2 separate regions of the Homo sapiens genome follow, and region 1 is linked to region 2. Evidence: chromatin contacts called from ENCODE Hi-C data. All regions are on one chromosome and are shown on one strand. Each heading gives the region's core, a stretch centred on a gene start or an enhancer-like site at or near the end of the contact. The rest is flanking DNA. Distances are from core to core; before and after follow the strand shown. Region 1 holds the start of WASF3 (WASP family member 3). Region 2 holds the start of CDK8 (cyclin dependent kinase 8).

Region 1 (7,087 bases), core at 1,678-4,177, 300 kb after region 2:
TTGTATGGATGTACTGCAATTTGTTTATTCATTCACCTTGTGAGGGACATCTTTGATTCTTCCAGGGTCTCGTGATTATGAATAAACATTCGGGTACAAGTTTTTGTGTGGGCATGTTTTCAGCACAATTGGGTAAATACCTAGGAGTGTGATGGCTGGACTGAATTGTGAGACTATGCTTAGCTTTGTGAGAAACTGCCAGACTGTCTTCCAAAGTGGTCGTACCATTTTGCATTCCCATCGGCAATGGATGGGCATTCCTGTTGTTTTGTATCCTTGCCAGTATTTGGTATCCTTAGGTTTTTTGTTGTTGTTGCCGTTAGCTTTTTTATTTTAGCCATCCTAGTAGGTATGTCATAGTATTTCATTTTTGTTTTAATTTGCAATTCCTTAATGACACATGATATTGAGCATGTTTATTTGCCATCTGTGTATTGTCAACTCCACTTTAGGGAGGTGTCTGTTTAGATCTTTTGCTCACTTGAAAATTGGATTGTTTTTTAATTGACACCTGAGTGGCCTTTTTAAAAAAGTGGGTCTTATGAATAAATAGAGTGAGGGCTCAATCATGAATTCATTTATTCAGCAACTACATCAGGTACTGCCACTCTCATACCCAAGGTCTGCATTCCTCTTTTCCATTACTAACAAAACTCTAATATTCCTCCAGCCAATGCCCCAACTTTAAATACTTAGCATTTCAGACTCCTTTGCAGCTAAAGGTGGTCATGTGACATGTGGCTGGCCAATAAAATGCAAGCAGAAGGTGCTGGGTAAAGCTTCCCAGGAAGATGCAGACCCAACTGGGCATGCACCTCTTTGATCTTTTGCCCTTTACCCATCCCCCTACCATTTTCCTCAATGTGATGCAATGCTTACAAGGGAAGCAGGCATCCTGTGAGGATGAAGACAGAGATCACATGACAAGGATAGCAGAGACAATGGCTAGAAAGAGCCTGAGACACAACGACACCATAGAAGAGATATTACAGAAGCCCTGTGGCTGTCTCCAGGTTTCTGGTTTTGTGATAAGAAGCACTCCTATTTAGTAGGCACTTTTAGTCAAGATTCTGTTACAGGTCACCAATTCACTCCCTGATGCAGCAACATTTTATTAAGGATGAGGCACTTATTAGCGGTGGGCTCTAATCCTCTAACAAGACTGCTCTAAGCAGTTTTTATTTAAAGGACTGGTTCACACAAGACCATATTTGAAATAATTTATTTGTACCATGAACCACAACACTAGGAATAGAATCATATTTACCACATGCTCAGCACTGTACTAGGCATTATAAAAGGAGGAAAGAGGACTGTAAAATAAGGGCCTTATCCTCATGGAACTGATGATCTAATTAGAGAGGTAAGACTGACCTATATGAAACAAACCTGAACACTTTGGGATGATGTGTTTAAGGGCTAACAGTGAGTGCAAACTAAGTGTAGCAGCGGTTTATAAGGCTGGGGTCACCGAAGAGGGAAGCAGCCAGGGAAATATGATTAGCAACCTTGAAAACACTCTGGGTATCTATACTTTCATATTTTTGAGTTCTAAATTAATGACCTAAACATAGACATGGAAGCCATTCCCCTGGGTAAGTGAAGATGAAATGAAGGAAAGTCATTTTAATTTGAATGCCAATTTAGCTTTCAATTCAGCAGACATTTGTCACTCTAGTATCAATATTTAAAATACTGGGTCACTGTAATTATTCACCAAAATCCTGTTTACCTTGTTAATTACCAGCAATTTTTTAAAATGATGGCACTTTATGGAAACTGAATATACGTCATCTTTAAAAAGAGCTTTTAAAATCCCTCCTTTGGAAGTAATGCAGGTTAATAGATTAGACATTTTATGAAGAGGGCTGCATGATTTTTCTACTGCATTTCTGGTGTTGCAAACTTTGGTGAAATTATTAACTGCTATTCATTTTTTCCAACTTTTAGTTGTCTCTAGCTAGATGTTGATCATTATTACACATCTGTAAAGAAAAGAGCAAACCAACTTGAATTAGTGTTTCTTGAACTATTCATTAGAATTTAAAATTTTTTCCTAAAAGTTTTTCAATTTAGTGATCCTATTGGTAAATAAAAAGAATAAAGGCATGCAAATTAAAATAAAGGTAACATTTCTATTAGATGTTTTTAAACCCCTTTCCTTTGTGACCTAGCTTTTCTATCTTGGCTTTTCTATCTTTTCTTCTCTTCCTTTCCTTTCCTCCTTTCTTTTTCTTAAGTTTGTTTATGCCTCAGTCATCTGGTCGCACGTGGCTATGTTCCACTGTGGCAGGGCTTAGCTGGCAGTTTCAGGGATATCTTAGTTTTAATAAGTATTGTGGATTTCCTCACATCTAGGGTGGAGAGAGATTGGTTATAGGGTGATAAAAACAGAAGAATCTGTGTTGAAGGAGATGGGAAGATTTTAAGAATGCTAACGAATTTGAGCAGGGCATAAAACCAACCCATGAACAGGGCTACAGTCCTCTCAGGGTTGCCTGAAGCCTCAGCCCTGGAGGACGTCTGACACCTTACAGGTAGAGGACCTCTGTGCAGGAGCCCTCAACACCCAGGGAGGATTAGGATATAAGCGCAAACTCAAAGGTACTGTAATGGGCACCTAGCAATCAGAGGTGATACAAGGGTCTCTTGGCCCGAAGTATCCCCACCTCTCCTCGCTGGAAAGGACGCTGCCTAAGCCTCATCCCGAGCTGGGGGCGGAGGACCAAGGGTGAGAGCCACCGCCTCCGCAATCCCCCGCCCCTCGGCACCGTCGCTCAGCGCGCTCGCCGGCTCCCTATTGGCCGAGGCACTCGCCAATCCTGGTGAAGCGGCCCCGTGAGTTGGCCCTGGTTGGTGGAGCCGGCACTGAGCCCCCCTCCTGCTCCGGCCGAGCCCCCCCGCCGGGAGGGGGCGTGGCCGCGGCCGTGGACGGGCCGGAGGCGGCGTCGCTCGCGCCGCTGCGTGCGGTGTGGTGCGAGGCGGGTGCGCCGGGCGGCCGCGGCGCGGCGGGACCATGGAGCTCAGAGCGCAGCCCCGGCGCCGGCGGCGGGACCGCGGACCGGTGAGTGAGGGCTGCGGTCGCCCCGGCTCTCCGCTGTAGGCTGCTGTGGCCCTCTCGGCTCCGGGCCGGGCGGCTGTCGGGGGAGGGGCGGCCCCACGGCGAACTGAAGTTGCTGCATCGCCGCGCGCTCCGGCCGGGCGGCGGGGCCCACTGCGGGCTGCGGCGCCGCCTCGCGCCTATCCCTGCAGCCCGGCCGCATTCTCCCGGCCGGCTCCCGCGCTGGCAGGGGCTTCTCGCCGTCACGGCGCGGCCAGGCGGCCCTTCTCTCCCGCGCCTCCGGGCCTCCGGCCCTTTGCCGTCCGGTGCGCGCTCCCTGGACTCGGGACAGCCACCCGCCCTCCCCGCCGTAAGTGGCGCCCGGGCCTCCGCTCGCGCCCCACGCACGACGCCCCGGGCCGCTCCGCGTCCGGGACCTTCGCATCCGTTCAGTGTCTGCGCGCCCTCGCTGGTTCTGGTCCAGCTCCGCGTGCCCCCCGGCCCCATTCGGCCCTCGCCGCCCTGGCCTGTGCCCTCTTGGTGCCCGCGTGCGTGTTGGTTGCGGGCGTCCTCTCCCTCGAGGCTGCGGTGCCGCGTGGCTCCCGGCCTCGGAGACCAGGCCGGACTCTTGGAGTGCAGGGGAGGAGGTGGGGCGGCCCGCGAGTGCGGGGGACCGCGCGCACGGAGCCGCGGCGCGCGGGGTATCATCCCCGGGGGTCTTTACCCGCGCGCCTGGGCTTTAGCGAGGGCAGAAGCTTCCTCTCAGTTTGTGGTGCTGACGTGCAATGGCGATTGCTTCTTGATTTGGCCCCTCTGCAAGGGAGAGTTCCCTGGTGGAGACGAGAGTTCTTAATTATTCAGAAACTATGTGATGGGCTTAGGGATCAATGGGAGCATCATAGGAATTCTTTCTCATTTTAAGGTTAATTTTTAAATTAGCGGTTTACTTCCAGCAACAGTCTCGAGTTTTCAAAAACTGAAAATTAAAAAGACTACTTTTCGCAGTTCTTCAAATTAAATGCATAGCAGAACATGGTATTTTAAGATTCAGAGTCTACTTTTTATAAGGGGGAGAGGATAGCTATTTGAAATATTTTGCATCTTAAAAATTAGGTTTATCTAAAGCTTAAAATGCGACTCTATCAAAACTAAGTTCAAAGTATTGTAATTGACTAATCTTTCTATTGTCTCTAGGGCAAATTCTATTGCTTCTTTTTATATGTGCTTTACCCAACTCTCCTTTTCTAGCAGTTAAACAATGCAGTGGTTCTTTAAAGCTAGTTCTTTTATCTGCTTGAGAGGTTAAACAAACGAAAGCTGGGTTTGACCTTTCCCAAAGGCATTCTCATTGTGTCCTCTCCAGCTCCCTTCTCCCAGGGTTCTAATGACTTCAGTGTAGTACTCATTTTTCTTCATCTTGAAAGATTTTCTTAGTTGGTATTCACAAAAGCTGTGTCTTTTCACATGTTTAAATATTGGAAAGTTTGGTCAACTATTATATTTACCTTCCAACCTGTGCTTATTCTAGAACTATGTACATATAGAAATTGTTCTTGCATTTCCAGTTGGCTGACATGAAGTTGCTTAATAGCATTTGTTTTTAAAAAATCTGTTTGCTTTAAAATTTACAACCTAATAGTCAATGATGTGCTTCACTATCTTCAACAATTACGAAAACAAAGGTGGAACACACTTTGCTAAGTGGTCATGCCAACATTGTAACCTCCTATCTCTTGTCAGTGTGTCTTTGTAGTCACACGTTACGGTTCCCATAGAAACCTATGTATGGCAGGTAACCTTTTGGTTATTGGGATGTTTTGATTAAAACAATTGCGTTATAATGCAAGTATTAAATGAATTGTCCCTACTCACGGGCTAGTACTAGTGATCGTCTTTGGAATTCCAAGGACTTTCTTTGAAGAGTACTCCCAGATTGTTTTTCACTTTGGGTGGCTCTCCATTGCTGTAGACCTTGAATCTCTTTTTCTTTTCTTTTCTTTCTTTCTTTCTTTCTTTTTTTTTTTTTTTTTTTTTTTTTTGAGACGGAGTCTTGCTCTTGTCTCCCAGACTGGAGTGCAGTGGTGTGATCTCGGCTCACTGCAACCTCCGCCTCCTGGGTTCAAGCGATTCTCCTGCCTCAGACTCCCGAGTAGCTGGGAGTACAGGCGCCCGCCACCATGCCCGGCTAATTTTTGTACTTTTAGTAGAGATGCAGTTTCACCATGTTGGACAGATTGGTCTCGAACTCCTGACCTCAGGTTGATCCGCCCACCTCGGCCTCCCAAAATGCTGGGATTACAGGCGTGAGCCACCGCTCCCGGCCGAATCTCTCAACTTCTCTTCTCAGTCCGTTTTAAGGGCCCTGTTTCTTTCAAGTCAGGCTTTTTTTGGCTTTGCTCTTGGGCATGTGGAACTAAATGCTTCTGACAGCCCCACACATTCTTCTTCAGGGCTGGTTCTTTACCTGTGGCTTGACTTTATGCTGGTAATACAGAAATATTTTATGCCAGTAATACATAAATGATGTACATTATAAAATAAACAATATCAACACAGAGATTTATAGAGGTAAAAAGTCTTAAGTTTTCTTTTTCCCGTCTTATTGTTGTCCTATTCCTATTTCTTTCTTCAGAGGTAACCATAATATAGGGTGTATCCTTCTGGATTTTTTCCATTTAATACTGTAGATGAAATATATAACCCTGTATGTTAAAAAAACCATTTCATGAATGCCTACTAGGTACCAGGTACTATTTTAATCACTAGGGTTGCAAAAATAAGAGACAGACGCTTTCAAGATGTTCATAGTCTACCAGGACAAGCAATTACAGTGCAGTGTGATAAGTACCATGATAGAGTCAGTAATCAGTGAGGGATGTAGGAGCCTCATGCATGACCTAATCCATTCATTCATTTGCTTTATTCATTCAGTACACTTCAGAGTTTTAATATGTGCCGGGGATACAGAGATAAACAAGACAGATACCTCTGTCAGCCCCCGATGAGCTTGCTGTGCAGTTCAGTCTCAAAGAGTTTTAACCGTTGGTTACAATGTATTGTTTGATATGGGATCTGAAAGGGGCCAGCAACAAGAGCTCAGAGGAGGACCATAAACCCAAGCTTAGGGACGTTCAGAGAGACAGGAAAGCCTCCCAGAGGAAGCACCATGAGAAGGAATTGGTCGAAGTCTGGGTTGAGGAGAGGGTGTACAGAGAGATGGTCAGGGAGGTGATGCACTGGAGCAACCACAAACACCAGGAGTTCAGTCCAGTGGGGGTGGTTGTGGGCAAGGGCAGGGAAGTGGCAAGAAGTGAGGGAGGAGAAGTAAGGAGGGACTGTGCCTTGTGGGGTCTTGTGATTACTGTTGTGTGGAGTTCGGAGACCTCTGTGGGCAACAGGAAATGGTTGAAGAATTGTAAGCAAAAGAGGGACACGGTCAAATTTGCCCTTTGGAGAATGGATTAGAAGAGGGAAGGCTTGAAGCAGGGAAATTTGAGGAGGTAGAATTGCTGGGATTTGGTCATTGGCCGTGTGTGTGTATGTGGTGGGGGGAGTTGGGGCAGGGAGGAGTTCAGGGCAGTGTCCAGCTCTGGCTGGGTGGTTGGGTGATGGCACTGTCCTTAGGTGGGGACAGAGCAGCATCCATTTTGGGGAAAAGATTATGGGTCACACTTGGCTGGGTTAAGTTTCAGGTGCTGAGGGGACAGTGTGTTCAGTTGGCTGCACTAGGGATCCAGATAATCAGGAGTTGTCTGGATTAGAGAGACGCATGTGAGAGTTATTAGCTGTCCCAGACTGTCTCAAACAGTTTGAGAGTTTCCCAAACTATCAGCTAAGGTGCTACAGCAAACAGGGAGACTGGGGGATGTTTCACATTGTTGAGGAAAACACATAGTTCCGTCTCTTCAAGCCTGTGGAAACTACTAGCTCAAGATAGTTAAAAATGTCTAGATTAGATTGCACTCCATTCCATTCGATGACCTCATGTTTGTAAAGAAGGATTTTTGGTGGTTGCTGTAGCACGTGAAAATCAGTGTAGAAAAGGAA
Region 2 (7,051 bases), core at 222-2,721:
AAAGCCTACATTTGTTTTGTGCTTTGCACTTTGCAAAGAAAAAATTCTAGGCTCCAAGAACACATTAGTAAATGACAATGCAGGATTCAAACCCAGTATAGTAAAATACTCAATACTTATATAGTATGCTAGGTAAAAACAATTTAATTTTACACAGTGGTGAAGTCACTAATTTTCTCCAAGGAAAATTATATAAGAGAAAGCCCTTTGGAGGCTTTTTCACAAGATGATATCATCATCATCATCATTGGTATATGGATCTTTTTGAGATAAACATGTTTATTCATTCATTAATTTAACAAGTGTTTACTGTGCATCATTATCAAGGCATGACACTAGGTTTTACAGAAGATGCAAATATGACTTCCTATAACAACTTAGGATCTAGCAAGGTAGAGGAAATAAAAGATGAAAGGAATTTGATAAATATCACAGGAAAGGTGGGAAAAAAAGTGTTAAAAAGTTCACATTAAAACTGCAAAGTTCATATTCCCTTTGGGAAGTGGGGAGCTTTAGTGGAAATGGTAACAATTGGAAAACCAAAAATTAAAAATAGACAAGGGGGGTAAGATAAAATGATAGATTAGTATCAAGATACCAGGACTCCTGAAGCAGGACATATTGCTACCTTAAGATTATTAACAAACTAGTTCCCATGGATTTAGATCCTTTCTGTAATCATAGCTAGAAACTGGTGTTCTTATAGGTAGTATCGCAGAAGGCTGTACTGTACTCAATACTTCCTGTATATGGATAGGAAAGGTTTGGATGGTCATCTGTCACAAGAGTAACAATGTTTAGGAGTAGCTTGGACACTGGTCATTGATTCACTTTTATTGGTGCTTGTAATGTCAGTATGTTGACATCATTGTGCAGCCCTTATCAGATTGTGAACACCAAGAGTACCCCAACTGCTGGCCCGCGAGCTGTTTACAAATATCATACCGGCTTTTATCGATGATAGTGGCCTTTAAAATCTGGAGTTCAGAGTGGCACAAAATGTGTTTCTAATGCAAACGACTCTCCTTCCCACGTGCACCTCTTTGATCAAGTTTGTGGCTGAAATCAGACTCTAGTTAGATCGCTGTAAAAATAAAAATAAATTTTCCCCAAATGATTGAAACGAATTTCACCCTAGACTACGAGTCCCATCATGCAACGCTCCCATATTCCCACCGTGTGGGGCGGAGTCGTAGAAGGGGCGGCAGCGGCGGCGGCCTGTGCATTCTGGGTATTGTAGTCTGGGGCCCGGCCACCGCTGGGGCTGGTTCCACGTGGTGCATTTGGCGGCAGCTTTGGGCAGTGGCTCCCCTGCTCCCTCCACACGGTCCTCAGGGTGCCAGCGCCAGCAGGGGCGGCCAGCCACCGCGGGAGCGGGCTAGAGTGTGGCCCGGAGGCAGCCCGAGGCTTCGCGACGTTTTTGCGACAGCCGCGGCCGTGTTCCGCGAGTGCCCTCCCTCCTCCTCTCTTTGAGGAGGTACCGGCTGTTGTGCGGCTCTGCCCTTCTGTTTGAGTGTATGGGAGAGTGAGTGAGTGAGTGAGTGTGAGCGTGTGTGTGAGAGCGTGAGGCGTGAGTGCGCGTGTGAGAGGACGAGAGCCCGCCTGGCCGCCCCGCCGCTCCCGCCGCAGCAGGAGCAGAACGCGCGGCCGGAGAGAGCGGCGGAGCCGGCGCCCAGGGAGCCCGCGGGGACAAGGGCAGAGACACCGCTCCCCACCCCCAGCCCTCGTCCCTCGGCTCTCCTTCGCCGGGGGATCCTCCCCGTTCCTCCACCCCCGGCCGGCCTCTGCCCCGCCGTCCCCCTGGATGTCCCTGGCGCTTTCGCGGGGCCTCCTCCTGCTCTTGCCGCATCAGTCGGGCTGGTGCTGCGGCCGGCGGGCGTAGAGCGGGCGGGTTCCCGGGGGCTGCGGCTGCCCGTGCTTCCCCGGTCCCCACCCCTGCCCCCCGGCCCCCCGACCCAGCTCTCCGGCCTCAGAGGCTGTGACAATGGACTATGACTTTAAAGTGAAGCTGAGCAGCGAGCGGGAGCGGGTCGAGGACCTGTTTGAATACGAGGGCTGCAAAGTTGGCCGAGGCACTTATGGTCACGTCTACAAAGCCAAGAGGAAAGATGGGTGAGTGTGTGTGTCTGGGCCGGTGTCCGCGCTGGGCGGCGCTCCCGCAGGCCGAGGCAGGTAGCCCGGAGGGAGAGCGGGCCGCCGGGGTGCCGGGCTCTGACTTCCTCGACGCCGGCCTCTGGCTCCGCCAGCCAGGTTTGGGGAGGAAGTGGTGTACGAGGGATCCAAACCCACGAGAAATCCTGCGTGCCGCGTCTGTGTTCTGCTCTGGTGGTAAGAGGCAAGATGAGCCTCTGCACCGTGGGCTGTATACTTTTCAAGGATTTCAAAGCTGATTCATGAAAAAATTCGTTCTAAAACGCCGGGTTAAATGTTTTTTGTTTTTTTTTTTCCTTGGTCGATTTATTATGGTAACCTTCTGGGGATTTCCTCACCCGCCTCTGGAGTGTCATCCATCGGTCTAGAAGGAAGGCTGTGATCCTTTCCCCCACCAGTTTGTGATCGATTTTTTATCAAATTTGTATTTTATTTGAGGAAAGGAAGGCAGCGAGTGAATGTGGTTCTGGAGAGAGTTCCCCATAGTGATCATCTGCAACATAAATGTTGCAATTGCTATTTAGATATTATTAGCTGTGAATTTTTACATAGAACAATGGGGGTTTGGTGCAGGGTGGGTGGTGGGGAAGAAGGCAAGTGACATAGGGACTATCTCGTTCAGGCGGTTTCCCCCAAATTTAGCGGCTGGCAGTGAACTTTAAATAATCCCTTTGCTTTAAATATTCTTCCCTAGTAACAACTTAATTAAACCTATGACTGGTAATGCTTCCAATTTAGTTTCTTAACAGGCAAGTGAATTGTTCATTTTTTCTCTTTGTCAGTAGATGAATGTCTTGTAATATTGACAAAAGAGAAGGCAATTCTTAGTTGGGGGGAAAATATATTTTATTAACTCCATGTTTTCTTGTAAAATGGATGTTGTCTCTGTTGCCTTTGACAGAATAGAAAATTATTGAAAAGTCAAAGCTTATTATATAATCCTTGGATTTTATTAGAAACGAAGTAGCTTTACTTGAGCATCCCAGTTTAGTCACCTGCTGTATGATGTTTAATCACTTAAAATTTCCAATTAGGTAGGAGAGTATGTTCAGACTACATTAGCACGAAAAAAAAATTCATAAAGCTGAAGTTCCCTACTGTGGGGTAGGGGGGCGCATATTTACAAATACTTTAGTATTCTGGATGTTGGAAAGGAAAGTGTATATTTATTGGACATTTTTCTTAGATTTACTGAAATGTCTTTCTAAAAGTATTTACAATGGACTCTACGAGGAAGATAGGAGTTCTAATTAATTTAGAATGTGTATTTTAGTGCTTTTATGCAACAGTAAAGTGGAACAGATCGGCAGAAGGTAGGGATTTGGATTTGAAAACTTGATATTCTGGGCGCCGCACGTATTTAAAAGTACTTTTTAGCGGAATGGATAGTCTGGTGACACTGGAGAAATCAGCGTCTGGAGATATTGCTGACTCTGTTGTTGTCTAATTAGACTTATTGTTGAAGTTTTACTCTGTAATGACATATATTTTTAAAATTATGTTTGTTAACTCACCATACAATATTTCTCAAAAGCTTTAAACCATCTCCCCTTCCCCCAGTATTATGTAATTTTGGGCATATTCATAAAATCCCCAATCCCATGAGATTAGACATTACAGTACATTTGACCAAACTGACATGTTATATAAAATTCTAGCGCCTTTGCATTATTTTTAATCTGTGTGAGAGAAGCCGGTTCTGTTTTCATAAATTACCAATTTAAGCTAATAAAATATGCATATTTGTTTTAACGTTGTACATTTTATTAGAAAACTAATACTGTGTATTGGCAGGGGGTACTTAAGCACATTTTATATCTCTATGGTCAGGTTTTAATTTAGGCCGTTAAGAATAATTTGAAAGAATAATTTCAATATCTTTGAATTTAAAGATAGTTGAAGGTATAATGTATGGACATTCTTAGTCATCTGTGACAGCTGAAAAGTAACATTGCATTTTGGAAAAAAGAACTTATTATTTGTAATCCTTGGAGTTTGTTTTCCATCAGTCTTTAATGATTCTCTTTATGTGATGAACTTCTATTTTTAATGGATCAAATGTCAAGAGAGTTTTAAAATTACTATCTTTTAGAGATAGTTTTAGAGAGTTTTAAAATTACAGGGATTTTTTTCGGTTTGACTTCTCTTTGTAACCTCACTCTGGTAAAGTATCGCATAGTATTTATGAGGTTCTTTTGATCTTATGTCAGTGAAATGTAATTTAATGCATTTTAGTCCTGGTAAAATAAAATTTGTGGCTGTTTAATCTTTCATAATAAGATGATGATCAAATAATTTGTTTCTAGTATTGATTTACTTTCAAATTACATTATATATTCTGCAGCTGAGATTTGTTCTCTAGGAACTCAGACAGTAACACCTTTAAGGAGAACCTGAGATTTTCTATAAAAGGAAGTAACGCAAATAAGCTTGGTTTAGACATATTTGACTATTGAAATGAATGTATGTAAACGTTGTATCCTTTCAGTTGCCCAGTGAGCATAGAACATGAATAATTGGTAAAATAATTTAGACCAGAGAAGTTAGCTGCTTAAATTATTAAGTTTTAGGAAATAAAATAGCTTCAAAGATTCATTTCTTTGACTTACTTGAGGCATGATTGCATAGTAGGGAAAAGGGACCTTTTATAACTTTGTTAATTTCACATTATAATAGAGTTTAAAGAAATGCACAATAAATCTTGGGATTAATTTGTTCTCACTCGTGTCGCCGTAAATGAGATAGTGTCCTTTGTGTCTGAACACTTAAAGAGTACTCAGTGGGAAGCAGGGGGGTTCATTTTCTTTCTGAGTTGATTGTATCTCCTCTTTGCAGAGTTTAGGCAACCAAACTAATTTTGTTTTAAAGAGTAAGAGAGCGTTAGAAGACAGAAAACAATTTGTGTTTTTAAATTCTAGACTTCAATATTTGCACTGAATGTTTGGATAATTTAAAATATCAATTTGGGATAAGAGGTTTTTCTTCAAAAAAGAAAAACAAAAGGCATTTTCTTAGCAGGGTTTTTAATCTGTTATAATCTATGTTCCAAAGAATAGATAATTATGAGTGAGGAATGAGTGTGTGTTTGTGTGTGTGTGTGTGTGTGTGTGTGTGAGAGAGAGAGAGATACTGCCAACTTTCTTTGGGGCACATTTGTTGAGAGCCCAGAGATTAGTAAGTAGGCAGTGATAATGGCAATAATAGCTAAATTACTGAGTAATTAAGTTTCAGGTCCTGGGCAAAGCACTTTACATTCATCATCTAGTTAGTCCTCACAAGAAGTATATCAAGTCAATTCTGTTATTTTTCAGTTTTCCAGTTGAGGAAACTGAGGCTTAGAAAGGTTAAGCAAATTTACCCATGAGTACACAGCTAATTAAATGTCAGCTAAGATTAGAGGATTAGGCGCAGGTTTTTCACTCCAGAGCCCATGCTCTTAACCATTATGCTTCCTATAATTAATATATTGAATAAGTAAAAAAATAGTTATGGAGTTTGATTTCTAGTGGGTTATTCAAAAACATAAATACCTTGTAGAACTATTAATATTTGCTTCAATAAACTGGTGTACTTTCTGGGTATATTGCTGAAGCACCCTTTTTTTCAAGTGCTATAAAACTGTTTATGTAGATATATGGGTGTGTCTGTACGTATATACACAAACATACTTGTGTATCTAGAGGGGTGTGTGTGTGTGTGTGTGTGTAGGACTAAACTCTAATGAAAGCCATGTGGAAGCACTTCATCTAGTGGAAAGAACTCTAGATGAGCGATCCTGGAAACCTGAATTTGAATTCAGACTGTGCTTCTGATAGCAGTATGACCTTGGGCAAGTCATTTGCCCTTATAGCTCTTAGTAGGGGGGTTTCAGCATATAATTTTTAGGGTCTTTTCTAGTATTATGATTTGAGGAAGTAAAAATTATGAACATAAAATGTAATATTTTTTGCAAGATTAGGCAAACAACCACTAAAAAATTTTACTTTAGATGATGGTGCATTTCCATATTTTTTAGTCTCATGCTTTAACGTTGGTTCTCATCAACTGCCAAAAAGCTTGGTAACTCCCAAAGACCTATCAGTTACTTAACCCAACATGTCTTACGCTACCTTGCCATTCCTCTGTATTTATCTCTTAAGATATTGAGGATTTATGGACTAGTGCCTGTTCCCACTCCCTTGAACCATTCAGTTGGTGGGCAGCACAAAGGAACTCTTCTGATTCAACCTGCATTGGAGCATCCCATTACCTTTTTCCCCTTCTGAATATGGCTGAATGCTGTATCTAAGTTCATTTTGATTTAAATATTTCTTTAGATGTCAGAAATGCCAAATACAATATGTAATTTCTATCACTGGAATAGTCATGTATACAATAAAGAGTATTCCTTATAACCTTCTAAAAATGTGACAGAAGAGGACAGTTAGTCCCCTGTGTCTGCAGGTCCTGCATCTGTAGATTCAAGCAACTGTGGTTCAAAAATTTTCGAGGGGGTAGGGGGAAGGATAGTTGCATCTCTACTGAGCATGTACAGATTTTTTTTCTTGTCATTATTTCCTTAAAAAATAGAGTATAACAACTGTTTACATAGCATTTACATTTTATTAGGTATTATAAGTAATCTAGAGATGATTTAAAGTGTGTGGGAGGATATGCGTAGGTTATATGCAAATAGGACACCATTTTATATTAGAAACTTGAGCATCTGTGGATTTTGGGGGACGGTCCTGGAACGCACCCCTTGTGGATACTGAGGGATGACTGTATTTGCTGTGTACTTCTTATTTCCATGTGGTTGAAGTTACCTACCTTAGATATCAGTGCATTCAGATCCGCTATTTAGGCCACGTTGAGATTTCATGCTTAAATTTCATTTTTTTAGTAGCAATACTGGAAAATC

The links. A loop is a pair of places that touch in the nucleus more often than their neighbours do. Pooled maps may share reads with other maps.
Region 1: a map of ascending aorta shows a loop between it and region 2 (5-fold over the local background). The contact joins the promoter of WASF3 here to the promoter of CDK8 in region 2. A Hi-C loop is called at or near these places in 6 of 168 maps with a recorded cell type or tissue (ascending aorta, chondrocyte, dorsolateral prefrontal cortex and 2 more), 1 of 37 single-sample maps with no recorded cell type and 18 of 50 pooled maps.

The regions. Positions count from the first base shown.
Region 1 is chr13:26,554,756-26,561,842 of GRCh38, forward strand. It overlaps WASF3 (WASP family member 3), which reads left to right and starts at 2,928. Exons shown (of 10, transcript NM_006646.6): 1 at 2,928-3,064. RefSeq lists silencers at 2,502-2,561, 2,822-3,031.
Region 2 is chr13:26,252,658-26,259,708 of GRCh38, forward strand. It overlaps CDK8 (cyclin dependent kinase 8), which reads left to right and starts at 1,472. Exons shown (of 13, transcript NM_001260.3): 1 at 1,472-2,112. The coding sequence starts at 1,985. RefSeq lists a silencer at 1,477-2,076.